Linked DNA regions of Mus musculus: region 1 is linked to region 2. A link is a loop called in an ENCODE intact Hi-C map of the cell type or tissue named here. Cell type or tissue: left cerebral cortex. All regions are shown on one strand. Each heading gives the region's core, and the rest is flanking DNA. Links, peaks and the distances in the headings are about the cores only.

Region 1 (7,664 bases), core at 1,010-6,009, 290 kb before region 2:
AGTTAAGAAGGCATTGGACACCAGAAAAGGATCCTTAACAACACTTAAATGAACCCTGGAGAAAATGGATGGACAGTCCCAGGGAGGAGGGGAAACTAGATACAGATAGTCCCATGAAGCATCATCTCTTAGGAAGCTAAAAGATTGGCTATCTTCTATGTGGTGTGTTCTTCAGCTTTCTGTTCCTAAAAGAAATATCTGATACCTTAGTTTGTGATAAGAAAGGTAATCTTGGCTCTTGGCTGTAGAAGTTTTGGGTTAACCCTACTCTGCTTGTAGGCTTGTGCTTAGTCAGCACACTGTGGTGGATAACTGAGAAAAACCAGTTACCCCAAGAACAGAGAGTGAAAGAGAGAGGAAGGTTCTGGGCCCACGGCTGAATGGTTTGATCACCTCCAAATCACACTGAGCTGCTTACATCATTAACACATGAACCTTTGGGTGATATTTAAGACTTAAAGTATAGCTCAGAAAAATGTTTGGGAATAAACCACTCTAGGATGAATGGAAAGGTACATATTAACTATCCTGTAAGAACTAAGCCCATATGACTAGGGCCTAGGCAGCTGAATAAATTGTAGGCATTTCCTTGTTTTGGAGAATTAAGACAAAGATTAGTATGGAAAAATAAGTTAAAATATCACCTCTATTGACAATAATTTTAGTTTCTGAAATTTTTCGTTCCAACACTTAGGACACATTTAGAACATGGTGCTATTCATGTGGAATGTTCAAAAACAGCAGCGAACAGGACACTGGGCATGAACCCCATCCAGTCCCCTTAGTCCAAAGAGAATTAACATTTTTGTCAGGTCTGCTGGTTCACAGAATGAGTACTGAAACTCCACCTTAAAGTGTTAGGTGAAATACATGTCTTAAGGGACTACTGAGTAAAGCTGGGAGTGGACTTGAGAAAATGATCCATTGCTGGAGAGTTCAAGACCAGGGAAGGCCTCCTGCCTTCTGATAAAGAGCATGACTGCTGAAGAATGCTGGGTTTCTCCTGCTTTAGGTAGACAGTTCCCAAAATAAAAGGGTGGAACTGAAAATAACATGCTTAACTTATTTTCCCTATGTTCATCATTAGATTAAGCCACTTTCTAGCTCTCAGTCAAAAAGGACAAAAGGATTCAGAAATGGTAGGGGTCAGACCAGGTGGACCCCTCTGTGAGGACATTGCATTGAAACAGAAAAGATAATCACTTGTGTTACAGTTTAGCACCCACAAAAAACTTCATGGGCAATCAGAGGGGATCTCCTGGTTACTTAGACTCTCTTCTATCCAGTTTGGAGAAAAACCTGTTAATCATCAGGGAAATGCAAATCAAAACAACCCTGAGATTCCACCTCACACCAGTCAGAATGGCTAAGATCAAAAATTCAGGTGACAGCAGATGCTGGCAAGGATGTGGAGAAAGAGGAACACTCCTCCATTGTTGGTGGGATTGCAAGCTTGTACAACTAGTCTGGTGGTTCCTCAGAAAATTGGACATAGTACTACTGGAGGATCCAGCAATACCTCTCCTGGGCATATATCCAGAAGATGTTCCAACCGGTAAGAAGGACACATGCTCCACTATGTTCCTAAGCAGCCTTATTTATAATAGCCAGAAGCTGGAAAGAATCCAGATGCCCCTCAACAGAGAAATGGATACAAAAGTGTGGTAGATTTACACAATGGAGTACTACTCAGCTATTTAAAAGAATGAATTTATGAAATTCCTAGGCAAATGGATGGACCTGGAGGGCATCATCCTGAGTGAGGTAACCCAGTCACAAAAGAACTCATATGATATGTACTCACGGATAAGTGGATATTAGCCTAGAAACTTAGAATACCCAAGATATAAGATACAATTTGTAAAACACATGAAACTCAAGAAGAACGAAGACCAAAGTGTGGACACTTTGCCCCTTCTTAGAATTGGGAACAAAACACCCATGGAAGGAGTTACAGAGACAAAGTTTGGAGCTGAGAAGAAAGGATGAACCATCTAGAGGCTGTCGTATCTGGGGATCCATCCCATAATGAGCCCCCAAACGCTGACACCATTGCATACACTAGCAAGATTTTGCTGAAAGGACCCAGATATAGCTCTCTTTTGTGAGACTATGCCAGGGCCTAGCAAACACAGAAGTGGATGCTCACAGTCAACTATTGGATGGATCACAGGGCCCCCAATGGAGGAGCTAGAGAAAGTACCCAAGGAGCTAAAGGGATCTACAATCCTATAGGTGGAACAACAATATGAACTAACCAGCACCCCCCAGAGCTCGTGTCTCTAGCTGCATATGTATCAGAAGATGGCCTAGTAGGCCATTAGTGGAAAGAGAAGCCCATTGGTCTTGCAAACTTTATATACCTCAGTACAGGGGAAAGCCAAGGCCAAGAAGTGGGTGTGGGTGGGTAGGGGAGTTGGGGGGAGGAGGGTATGGGGGACTTTTGGGATAGCACTGGAAATGTAAATGAAGAAAATCCTTTAAAAAAAGAATTAGTCCTCACATGGGATTTCATGTAGTATTTGGAAACAAAATGCTATGAGGAGATATTGAATGTATGTGTGCACGTGTGCATGTTGTGCATGTGTATGTGTGCATGTGTGCATGAATTTTGTATGTGTGTACATGCAAATGTATACATATGCATGCTTATGTTCATGGGTGTATGTATGTATATGTGAATGTGTGTATACTTGTGTGCATTTGTGTATGTGTATGTGCATGTACAATTAGATATAGATGCAGATGTAGAAATTAGTGGGAGCTCTAGAAACCTTTAGAGAGGAATGAGCTGCATTTATTTAAACCACTTTTTAAAAATTTATTAGGTATTTTCTTCATTTACATTTCTAATGCTATCCCAACTGTCCCCCCATACCCCACCCTCCACTCCCCTACCCACCCACTCCCACTTCTTGGCCCTGGCGTTCCCCTGTACTGAGGCCACTTTTGATTGGCAATGTTTGATTTCATTAGTTGAACATAGCATAGTCTTGTATCAATTGCACTCAATGAATATATGTAATAACCAGTAAGAGTAAGTTGAGCTGGTGGTATAACTATATGGTAGGGTGTGTGAGGAAGAAAGTAGTTGGAAGAAAGAGGAGGAGGGAGAGGGGAGGTAGAAGGCAGAGACATTAGTATTATTTGGTTAATTTTAAGTTGAAATGATAATCACCTGGGAGTGACAGTTCCACCTAGAGCTGCTGTTTGTGTGGTGCCTATGTAAGCAAAATGCCTGTGTGTTCCAGTCCAATAGTCTGTAGGAATCAGCAAAGATAGAATTGCTCTTCTTCTGACTCAATTTTCAAGATGTTTAGGAGGAACTGCTGGTGGTTGGTATTCTACCCTAATGTGAGTCACACCATCAGGAAGGGATGAGTCACTACTACACACACACACACACACACACACACACAGAGAGAGAGAGAGAGAGAGAGAGAGAGAGAGAGAGAGAGAGAGAGAGGGAGAACATTCATCACTGTCTTAAAATGATGCTGAGGTCACAAAACTCCATGTTCATTTTCAGGTTTTAATTTTGCCAAATGAAATGAATATAAAACCAGTTTAATCTTCTCTACCAGACCTGCCCAAGAACAAGCTTTTTTTTTAAGATACACTGATGTTCCCCAGACAAGCAGGCCTTTGCCTTCTTTGGAATTCATAAGGCCCTTTATGTCTATTACCGATAAACAGAACTTGTCACTTCCCTTAATTAACAGCAAATCAGAGGCGATTTATTCTTACTTCGCTTACTCAGAGACACAGCAAGATCAAAGAACTCTTCAGTCATCCTGCCCTTGAGGTGGGCACTGTCTTTTTTATTCCAAATTAAAGTACCAGCTTTAGGCTGAAGCATTTAGCAGGGCTTTCTTTAAAAGGTGGTTTGCCTAGAAAAGCACTCTCAGTGAGAACACTACATCAGACTGGACTACATCTAAGCTTTGAAAAAATACTGTCAGAAATACAGCCATGAAAGAATGGGTTCAAACCGTTTGTCATGTGCCTGTTTCTTCTGGAAAACTCACCCTGTGATGTTGTTTCTTAAGGATGAGTGAGTGTTGGGAGGAACAAAGCAGTCATAGTGATCACACATCTTTATTTGGAAAACTCTAATGATTGGTCTTCACTGCTCATTGCAGCATGCAGGAAGCAAGGATATTCCTTGCACCATGTGAATCCCAACACACACACACACACACACACACACACACACACACACCCCTATCCACCTATCTGATTCTCATGTTGTTCCCCGAAATCCAGGTCATTATTTGATCATTGTAGAACCAGTTTTGCCATCTGTCAGTTAACCTGTTCCCAAGGTGTTCCCATCAAGAGGGCAAGAGATCTGGTAGCATGACGGGTTGGCAATGAATAGGAATAAAAGTCTTAGTGGAGTATAAAAGTATTTGGGGGGGATATACTGTATAATATTGTGATGATTGCTCAAAGCTAGTGGGTTATACACTTAAAAATTTGTGGAGAGTAAATCTCATGTCAAGGGAAAAATGAGAGGATTGAGAGCTGCTGACATTTGTCTTTCTAGCTTAAATATACATTCTTTATTTCTGTTCCCTCTCAAACGTCAAAGCTTATTGCTCTTTTCAAATCACGATACCAAGGTACTTCTGAGGAATCCTGGAACAATGGGAACAATTGAAACTGAAACACCTTGAGCAAAAGATTATTGAGAACTCAAATGCTCACTTGTAACAAATGATAACATCTTCTGAAACAAGCTCCACTATGACCCAGGTATTCTCACCTACTTCATAGCAAATATCTTTTGGAGACAGTAATCTTGAGTTCACTCTATAGACGGGAGATGTCTGCTTAAACACAGCTGTTCTTCAATTATGTCTGTTGAGAATTAGTTCAAGGGCAACCAGCAAATACTTTGTTAGTATAAAGTCCCCGTCTTGATGGAAATTTTAAATGAATAAAATGACTTTATGTTAAATCTGTATGGATAGTATATCTACTCATTTAGAAGAATGTTAAACGTTTTTACTCTGATTAGTACCTGGTAAATTCACGTTAATCCAATGCATGCTTAGGGTACATACACTTAGCCAATTTTTGCAGGTCTGTTCCTGATTAGTTGTGCTGATTCTGAGCAATTGTTAAAAACACTTTACATTCTATTAAAGTTCTAGGGGAAAAAGTCATTGACATTTTGATAATCAATGAGTTCATATGAATAACAAATATATGTGCATATTTTCAGTGGATTTTTGGGCAGAAAGAAAGTGACTCATTAATGCAGTGTTTCTCAACCTGTGGGTCATGACCCCATTAGGGGTGAAAGACCCTTTCATCGGAGTCTGCTCAGACCATTGAAAAACACAAATGTTTATATTACAACTCATAACAGTAACAAAAGTACAGTAATAAAGTAGCAACAAAAGTAATTTTATGGCTGGGAGTCACCACAGCATGAGGAACTGTATTAAAGGGTCATAGTATTAGGAAGGATGAGAATCATTGCATTAATGTATTGGTAATGTTTCATAGAAGTTAGTCTGCCATGGAGGGGAGCCAAGGGTATGAAGAACACAGAAAAATATCTAGGTAATGGAGTTTACCAGCAGGTACCCCTGAACTACTAGTTTCATTAAATTATAAGTTGATGGTCGGAGGCTGCGCCATCTTCGGCTCCAGACAACCGGCCACCTTCCTGACAACCGGCCACCTTCCTGGTGAGTGCACAGGGATCCCCCAGCCCGAGAGGTTTGTGCCTCAGGCCCCGGCAGCGGGAGCCTCCTTGGCTCCGGGACTCTGTGGAGGGCAGGCTGCACGGGTGACTGTGTGGAATACAGAGGCCAGCCGTTTCTGGGACAGGCGAGAGCCACAGAGCTTCTGAGGCGGCGCCATCTTCGGCTCCAGACAACCGGCCACCTTCCTGGCCAAAGCAACACAGCTTCTGGGAAAGATCCTGTTTTGGGCCTTCATCTTCAGCCAGGAGGAGGTCCAAACACCAGATAACTGTGCACCTTCCCTGAAAGAGGAGAGCTTGCCTGCAGAGACTGCTCTGACCACTGAAACTCAGAGGAGAGAGCTAGTCTCCCACGTCTGCTGATAGAGGGTAACAAAATCAACAGAGGAACAATCTCTAAACAAAGACAACTATAACAACTAACTCCAGAGATTGCCAGATGGCGAAAGGTAAACGTAAGAATCCTAATAACAGGAACCAAGACCACTCACCATCATCAGAACCCAGCACTCCCACTTCGCCCAGTCCAGGACATCCTAACACACCTGAAAAGGTAGACCTGGATTTAAAAGCATTTCTCATGATGATGGTAGAGGACATAAGGAAGGAATTTAATAACTCACTTAAAGAAATACAGGAGAACACTGCTAAAGAGTTACAAGTCCTTAAAGAAAAACAGGAAAACACAACCAAACAGGTAGAAGTCCTTATAGAAAAACAGGAAAACACATCCAAACAGGTGATAGAAATGAACAAAACCATACTAGACCTAAAAAGGGAAGTAGACACAATAAAGAAAATCCAAAGTGAGGCAACGCTGGAGATAGAAACCCTAGGAAAGAAATCTGGAACCATAGATGCCAGCATTAGCAACAGAATACAAGAGATGGAAGAGAGAATCTCAGGTGCAGAAGATTCCATAGAGAACATGGGCACAACAATCAAAGAAAATACAAAATGCAAAAGGATCCTAACTCAAAACATCCAGGAAATCCAGGACACAATGAGAAGACCAAACCTATGCATAATAGGAGTGGATGAGATTGAAGATTTTCAACTCAAAGGACCAGCAAACATCTTCAACAAAATCATTGAAGAAAACTTCCCAAATCTAAAGAAAGAGATGCCCATGAACATACAAAAAGCCTACAGAACTCCAAATAGACTGGACCAGAAAAGAAATTCCTCCCGACACATAATAATCAGAACATCAAATGCACTAAATAAAGATAGAATACTAAAAGCAGTAAGGGAAAAAGGTCAAGTAACATATAAAGGCAAGCCTATCAGAATTACACCAGATTTTTCACCAGAGACTATGAAAGCCAGAAGAGCCTGGACAGATGTTATACAGACACTAAGAGAACACAAATTCCAGCCCAGACTACTATACCCAGCCAAACTCTCAATTACCATAGATGGAGAAACCAAAGTATTCCACGACAAAACTAAATTCACCCATTATCTCTCCACGAATCCAGCCCTTCAAAGGATAATAACAGAAAAAAACCAATACAAGGAGGTGTGTGTGTCCGCCTGGCTTGGGAGGCGGCCTCAGCCTCAGCAGCAGCGGTTGCCATCTGGGTTCCAGGACTCCGCGGGACCTAGGAAATTAGTCTGAACAGGTTAGAGGGTGCGCCAGAGAACCGGACAGCTTCTGGCACGGGCGGAAGCACAAAGCCGCTGAGGCAGCACCCTTGGCGGGCTGCAGACAGCCGGCCACCGTCCGGACCAGAGGACAGGTGTCCGCCTGGCTCGGGAGGAGGCCTCAGCCTCAGGAGCAGGGTCGCCATCTTGGTTCCAGGACTCCCTGGAACTTAGGAATTTAGTCTGCACAGGTGAGAGTCTGCACCACAGAAGCTGACAGCTTCTGGGAACTGCCAAAGCAACACAGCTTCTGAGAGAGGCCCTGTTTTGGGCCTTCTTCTTCAACCAGGAGGAGGTC
Region 2 (7,664 bases), core at 1,736-6,735:
AGGATTATGTTTAATGTTAGCCTGGATTAAACAGTGAGACTCTTAAACAGACATGGAGACAAACCAGACAGTATTCACAGTGAGCAGCAGAGGCTGGATTTTGAACTTCGAGCTGTACACGTCAGTGCTTGACTCAAGCTTTGCCATTTGTGTAACTTTGGGGCAAGTGGGTAGCTGCTATGGCCCTGTTTGCTGATCTGCAGAAAACAAGAATAAAACATCTGAAATGCATGGAAGATGCATCAGGTCCCCATGGGCTCAAGTGCTGAACTTTGGTGGCACTAACTTGAGAGGTACTGAAAATTTGAGGAATCAAGCCCTTGCCTTGCAGGGGGAAGTAAACCCCTGGGGACCTGTCTTTGAGGGGTAGAACTAATGGCCAGACCCTTCTTCTCACTCTGCTGTAAGCCCACCCTGGAGGGTGTTAATTCTACCCTAGGTGTCCTTCACTGTAATGCTCTCTGTCACTCCAGACCCAGAAGAGACCTGGCTAGGGATGGTGGACTGAAACCATAAGCCAAACTAAAAAAAAAAAAAAAAAAAAAAAAAAAATACCCGCCTTAAGTTATTCTCTCTCATATACCAGTTACAGCTGTGGAAAACTAACATAGCAGTCATATATCACACTACTGTGATTACATAAGCTGTGTGTGTGAAAGTCTTTCACAATCTGTAAGGCATGGGACACATGGCACAGGTGACAATGACCTTAATACACGATTCCCAGAGTTTACTTCACTACTATCTAGTGCTAAGGGTTGGGTGTCTGAAGTCTAACCTTGTACCAGTTTCCTATTCTACAGTATCTTTAAACCTCATTTTAGTATATGGAAATTAGAAGGCTGTCCATCATATAAAACTACAATGATTTCTCAAAAAAACAGCACCTTCTGGCCAGTTTAAAATTGTAAACTTTATTTTTCACTTCTACACACTCTAGCCTCTAAAACACTCTGCTAAGTGTATACATGTCTTGGTCTGCCCAAATTAGTGGACAGTGGTCTTTTCTGTTCTATTGGGACTATATGCTATATATAGTCCCCCTCAGCCGATCACCTGGTTAAGTGTTCCCAAAGGCCTAATCATCATTTCATTATAAAAATATGATCACAGGGCACATAATATCATTAATATCAGTAAATATCATTAACATGGATTAAGCATACCCCACAAGCCCAGGGTTTATAAATTATTACATTAGCTAATACATTTTAAGCTAATATTCATTGGGAGCTTACTATGTATCAGGCAGTGTAATCGATCTTGTTTCATTTATTATTAAGAAGAACTCCAAAAATTAGGTATTATTAGCTGCATGTGATAGATAGGAAGTATGTAATGGAGTGAAATGGTGTGGCTTCTTTGATATATTCATAAAACTACGCACACATCTGCACCAAGGCCTCCCATCTGACTCCAAGCCTCAGCTAATTCTATCTTGCTGTGGTGTATAAGACAACTGCTCTGTGCCTTAACAGAGATGGAACAAGTCTCATGTGCCACACACTGGCTGGGCTACTCACCCTTCCATGTATAGTTACTTCCGAGGGGCAGATACAGAGCCACTTGGGACTAAAAGAATAGAAATAAAAATGGGCAGAGCTCAAATCATCCTTGGCTAAGAGCCGAGAGAGAGATTGAGAGGCTCAGGGCGAAGCAATCTTGAACTGGAAATGGAGTTGAGGCCCATTGACTGGCCTATATGCATATCACCAAGGCTCTGGCTAATGGCTGGAGAGGTTTGTCATGTGGCTAAATACCTCAGAGAAAGTGCTGGGCAGTGGTCAGGAAGTAACCAGCTGTGACATCAGGGGCTTACCTTCACTGGAATCTATTTAGGCTGATTAGGAGTCCTAATTGTGGCCAGCTGCTCCCCTGATACCTCAGTGAGATCAGTGTTGGTGATAAGGACAAACACTTCTGCCGAGCAGGTGAGTACACACACACACACACACACACACACACACACACACACACAGAGAGAGAGAGAGAGAGAGAGAGAGAGAGAGAGGGAGAGAGAGAGAGAGAGAGAGAGAGAGAGAGAGAGAGAGAGAGAGAGAGAGAGAGAGAGAGAGAGAGAGAGAGAGAGAGAGAGTTTGAACTGGATGGCCTAGGGTGGCATCACCTATCTCCTACAGGTGAAAAGAGGAATCACAGTAGCTAACCCACCATACATTTTCCCCACCCTTAGTCCCCAGTGACTGCCTGAATCCTAAGGTCATTTGTGATAATCACAGAGCTTGGTTAAGAGGAAAAATGATCAGGAAGGTTGTAGCAGAACAATAAACCAGACGGATCCAATCTGCAATAAATCACCATTATAAACCAAGTGACCTCAGTCAGGAAGGGCAATGGTAAAGCTCTGAGCATTGGATGGTATTCTGGAAGCTCATCTTGGCTATGAACCTGTGGAGGCAGCTGTGGGTCACAACCTTGGAGTCATCAAGATAAATGCATTCTGGTAATTCTGTGGGGATAATGAGAGAAAAAAATGCTCAGATTATAAGCTTTGGGGAGTAGGAGCTGATTATAGAGAAAGCCTAGGTCATTCAGGACAATGACACATATCAAAGGGCTGTTTGTCCCTCTCATCCTGCAGGAAGAACTCCCACCAGATTAGTATGGCAAGCTTGTTACAGTGAATGACATGTCTAGCTTTTCCTCCCACATAGTGTTCCATGTATTTCTTCTAATTAGAATTAGCCTTTAATTGAAGGCTGTGCATTCCAAACATTTATAGAAATGAAATTTCCTTTTATATATGGCAAATAGAACTGAAAATGTATAGGTTTCTTATCAAATTAATGAAATTTTAATGTGATATTATGCTATCATGTGTGGAAACTGACTAGGGTGCATGTATTTGTAAAGTGAGTCAACAGAGTATGTCTTGCTCAGAAGTAGACAGTCAGACAGACATACAGACAGACACACACACACAGAGTCAGACAGACAGACAGACAGACAGACACACACACACACACAGAGAGAGAGAGAGAGAGAGAGTCAGACAGACAGATAGACAGAAAGAGACTGAGAGACAGAGAGAGAGGGAAGAGAAGAGGAGAAACTTAATTTTTGCAATATCAATATGCCACATATTGACCTATTTCAAAAAGAAACTTAGTAGAGAAATAAATCATAATTCTGTCTCAAGTAGCCTTGCCCCTCACCATATGTTCTCCATATGTTGAGAGTTTGAGGGGCTAAGAGGTGGTACTTGGTGAGATGAAATAACTAAATCTTCCCTACAATGTTTTCCTGAAACAATATTATAACTAAAGAGCAGGACAAATAAGTCTTAGACTACAACTGGAAAGACAATACCTGGCCATTGAAATAGTAATTTTTAGGTAATATCATGGTGTCGTCCATGTGGGCCATGCCCTCTGATGCTGTGCAGATGACATAAGTCTTCCCAGTCCATTCTCACCACAGCCATGCTCCCATTGTCCAACTTGACATTAGGGTGTTGCACGAGTTTGATGTGGTCTCTTAAGCTTGGGTTCTAGAAAAGCTGGTTAGAAAACATGGGTCATGCAGTATCCCTGGCTCAGGTCTTCATTTAGAAATTGGTATCAGGGTCTTTCCAGTCCCATAGTTAAGGATTGATGGGGAATCAAAAAAGACCATGTTTGAAATGACACTCACCCAATGGTAAACTTAATGTCTTTTATTCCTTTACCTTTGATCAATTCACTTTCTACCTAAGATACTACTCTTGCTCCTTTGGACCAGCCCTTAATAAATCACAGAAATTGTTCCATGCTGGGACTGGAGGGACACTTGGATGCTATCTGTAGCACCCATCTCCTATATTGTAAGAAAGGATGAAAGGAATAAGAAATAGCAAGAACACATAAAAACACAACATATTCCATGAATCAGAAATGATGAGAATAAACAATTCTTAGGTGCTTTTGAGAAGCTACTACTGATAACATCTCTCTGTAAATCAAAAGAGTTAAAGATACTGGACACCAGGAAAAGAGAGGGGTATCATCTTTGTATTTCTCCCTATCAACATGTTAGGACATTTGAGTTTACGCTCCTGCAGCTGAAGTCATTAGGAAAGGGATTTATTCTGAGATGTCTGTCCATGCTAGCAGCTTGGATCATGAACCTAGATGTCCAATTCTTGTGAGTCATATTCCAAACAAAACACTATGCTGAAGGAAAAACACCGCAAAGATGAGTATTTTGTCTCCTTTGTCCCCCTTAAAATTATAGGGAGACTGTGCATACATCTACACAGAAATGCAGAAACCATGTCTGTTTTCTATGTTATTATGCAAGGCATCTGGGCTGTTTTGTCGAATATTTCAAAAACCGTAAGGACCCAAGAGCCACAGGCTATGCAAAGATCCTTTCTGTCAAGGTCAAGACAAGGACACAAGGCTGATGGAGGCAGAAATAAAGAGAATTCTGCCCCAGGACCCTTTAACAGAGCAGGCCACAGCCCACACTGAGCCTGTAGTCCCCACTGCAGAGTGATTAACACACCCTTTTCCTCAGACCATTTCTGTTTGAAAATCTATGAAGCCACTTAACTAACCACCTTCACCACGCATTCGTGAGGAAAGGAACAGAATTCTTCAGACCCCCTATCCTTCATGTTCTCCTTTCTCCCACACTTGAAGGGTCTCCAATTTCTTAAATGGCTTTTAGTAATTTGTGTGGCTTTCATCCCAGCCTCTCCAGAGATGTCTTGTCAGACAATAGCACTTGGTAACTCTGTTGTCTTCTTCCCTCACAGGGTTACATTATTTTTTATTTCTTCCCTCCACTTCTTTCTAAATGGTGTCACTGGAGACTGACAGAAGCCTGAAATGATTTGCTGGGATTCCTCAGGCATTAATGCCTCTTCAGACTACAGCAGAGTGATATCTGAGTTATGGCTTTCCAAAGTGGATTTTTTTTTATTTAATGCTTGAAATATAATCTTAAGAGAAGAAAAACGCAAAACAATATGTAAATTAAAATTTGTAAAATGTGTTCCAGTGAAGATAGACCCTGGAAAATTATACATAGAGGCCTCAAAAGTTGTTTTGGGTGGTGGAATTAGGTAAGCTTAATGGTTGTTTGTTTTCTCATGCTATTACTTTTAACAGTATCATTCTTTTTGAGTTCAAATATTTCTAAGCTTGTCAGTCCCTAGGGTAAACTAAATTCAGCCAATGAGTATAAATGGTACGGGGGGGGGGGGGAGTTGGTCTTATTGCTCAAAGCCTTATCCTGAATTATAAGCATAATATGGCTCTTTTTTCCCCCATTATTAAGGAAAATTCTATTAAAGACCAGGAAAGGAAGAGGATCTGGGGAAAGTAAATATCAAATTCTTACATCCCAAGGAAATCTGAAAATCACTATTGACCATTCAAAATGATATCTTCTCAAGGCTTGGGACAGCATTGAAAGCTGCACTAATTACCTCTGTCTTCCATGTTGGCTTAGTAGAATAATTACCAAGTACATGGGTACTAAACAGGGGAAGGGATAAGGATTGGATCTTGGGATAGCCTCAGAGACTCTGCACTCGGATTTTATTTAGAAAGTAAAACACAAGTAACAATCTAAGCTCTATGCCTCTTACTTTCCATGTTCCTCCTCTTAGGATCAGCACCTATATTAGTAGGTTCTTCATTGGCTCAGAATTTTTCTCCTTTAGTAGAAAGAAGAGAAACCTGCCTTTCTCATTAGTCTCCTAATGAGACTTGGGTATTTTGTGTCTCAATTCTGATCATGCCATAACCCATGAGAACTGAGAAGAGCTCAAAAGATTACCTTTAAATCAGTTCTTCTAGATGATTGGTGAGCAACTGAAGCTGATGCATCATCCCCACTGCCGCCTTTTTCTCTTCAATTGAAACGTTTCCACCATGTACCATCCAAACTAAATGTGTAGGTTCTGTGTAGTATGGCATTCCAATCAGGAGTGATATAGTCTAGTGGGGCTCCTTCATAGCATAAAAGCATATAAGTTTCTAGTGAGCAAAATTCCTACTCATAACTATTTCTTGATACCCAATTCAGAAAGGTTAAGTGCACACCTGCCCACAATGGGTCTCTGAGCTTCCACTGTTTCTTCTTAGGGACAAAGTGTGTTCATGGAGCCTTCATCTTTCCCTGAGTTTGAGCCAACAGATACTTCACGATCTCTGCCTTGTTTCCAGAAGCCCTTTTGACCAAAATGCTTGTCTTGCCAGTAAAAAAAGCGGAGACTAAGTCTATCTAAGAACAGATAGCAACTTGGAGTTTACTAAGGTTTTTGATATTCGTCAGCAATTACTTATTTGAGATGAAGAAAAGACTTTAAATGTATTCTTTACATTGATATATGACAAAGAATATACTAGCTCTGAACATCTTTTCTATTGTTGGGTCCTGGACACCTTCCTGTATATAACAAATGTCTCCGTAGCAGTGTAGGATTCTGACTTCACACAATTGAAAGAAAGTCCTGACTTGTGTGACTGCATAGTATCTGTCTCCTCTCAGACTGCATGAGCTCCACAAGAATTGGTCACTCTCAACACTACTGTGCTGTAGCACACGGCTCAAGGAGTGGTGGATGCTCAATGAAGATGCTTTATCCATTCCGTGCAATGTGCAAAAGCACAGAGAAACAGCTTAGATGAGAACTTTCCTGGGCTTGTCTCAGTTGCCTCTGGAGAAACAACTAATAACTGCATGTTCAGAAGATTGCTGTCGTCTCTCTGCCTCCAACATGGTGCAGTTTCATTTCCTGCTTTACAGTGCCTGAAACTTGCCTTCCAAGTGTTCCCTGAAGATACTCAGGCTTCAAGTTCCATAGAGCCCAGTCTGTCTCAATGTACCTGTAGTTCAGTTAAAACGCATCCCAAGACAAAAGAAAGCAAGTGTGTATACACTTCCCGTTTAGCACCGCGACCATTGTTCTTGTGTCAATTCTGTAGACACAGCATTTTCTCTGTTAAAGATCAGAGCCAGAATGGCAATCACATGGCTACATGCTCCTCCTGTTGGGCTGCATTGAGTAGACTGCAGAGACACTTACTGTTCCCGGAAAGTGGAGAGATGAATCAAAAACTTCAATAAGAGAAACCCCAGCTCTACCTTTCCCATATGCCTTTCAGGCTAGACAGGATTTAAGTCCAAGAAAAGAACATAGTTTGTACAGATTTTTTTTTTCTCTTTGAAGGAATAATAACAACTGTCGATGCCTTAAGCAAGGACTCCAGAAGGTTCTGTGTCCTGTTTTAAGAAACTCTCTCCTGCTGCTGAGACCAAGTCAAGGCTAGAATTCTGACAGTGCAGAGCCTGTCACCTTTTTCCTTGTAAGACCAATATGTGGTTAAAGAGATGCAAGTGACCTTTACAATGGAAGAAAAAAAGTCCTTGTTCTTAGTACCATGCTAAGCCTCAGCATTCAATTCGAAACCACTAATAGCACAAAGTCCACCCTCGAGCTTTGCTTTCTCCTGCCTTTAAAGGCTGCAGGGTCATTTTCATCTGCATGGATTGATTCTTCCTCTTCAATCCTATAAGACTGAGATAGAAATTTCTCAGATCTGTTTTGTTCATTATAAAATTGCAATGAAAAGGTATGAGGTCAAGCGCAGACTCCCCATTCCTTCGCAATGCCTGATGTCCAAGGATTCAAGTTTTAAATTTATTTAGAACTA

The links. Peaks named below come from ENCODE experiments on the same cell type or tissue, not always from the same donor. Only the 100,000 strongest peaks of a DNase experiment are listed, where the experiment ranks them.
Region 1: a loop joins it to region 2, with 2.1 times the contacts of the local background. A loop is called at or near these places in 1 of 42 quality-filtered maps.

What each region holds. Positions count from the first base shown.
Region 1 is chr9:33,386,041-33,393,704 of GRCm38, forward strand. No RefSeq gene overlaps it. Among named protein-coding and RNA genes, the nearest start is that of Gm32171, 140 kb to the left of the region's middle. In left cerebral cortex, for the core only: no CTCF peak of the experiment used is centred there; a DNase peak (open chromatin) is centred at 3,334.
Region 2 is chr9:33,670,581-33,678,244 of GRCm38, forward strand. No RefSeq gene overlaps it. Among named protein-coding and RNA genes, the nearest start is that of Gm25439, 240 kb to the right of the region's middle. In left cerebral cortex, for the core only: no CTCF peak of the experiment used is centred there; no DNase peak of the experiment used is centred there.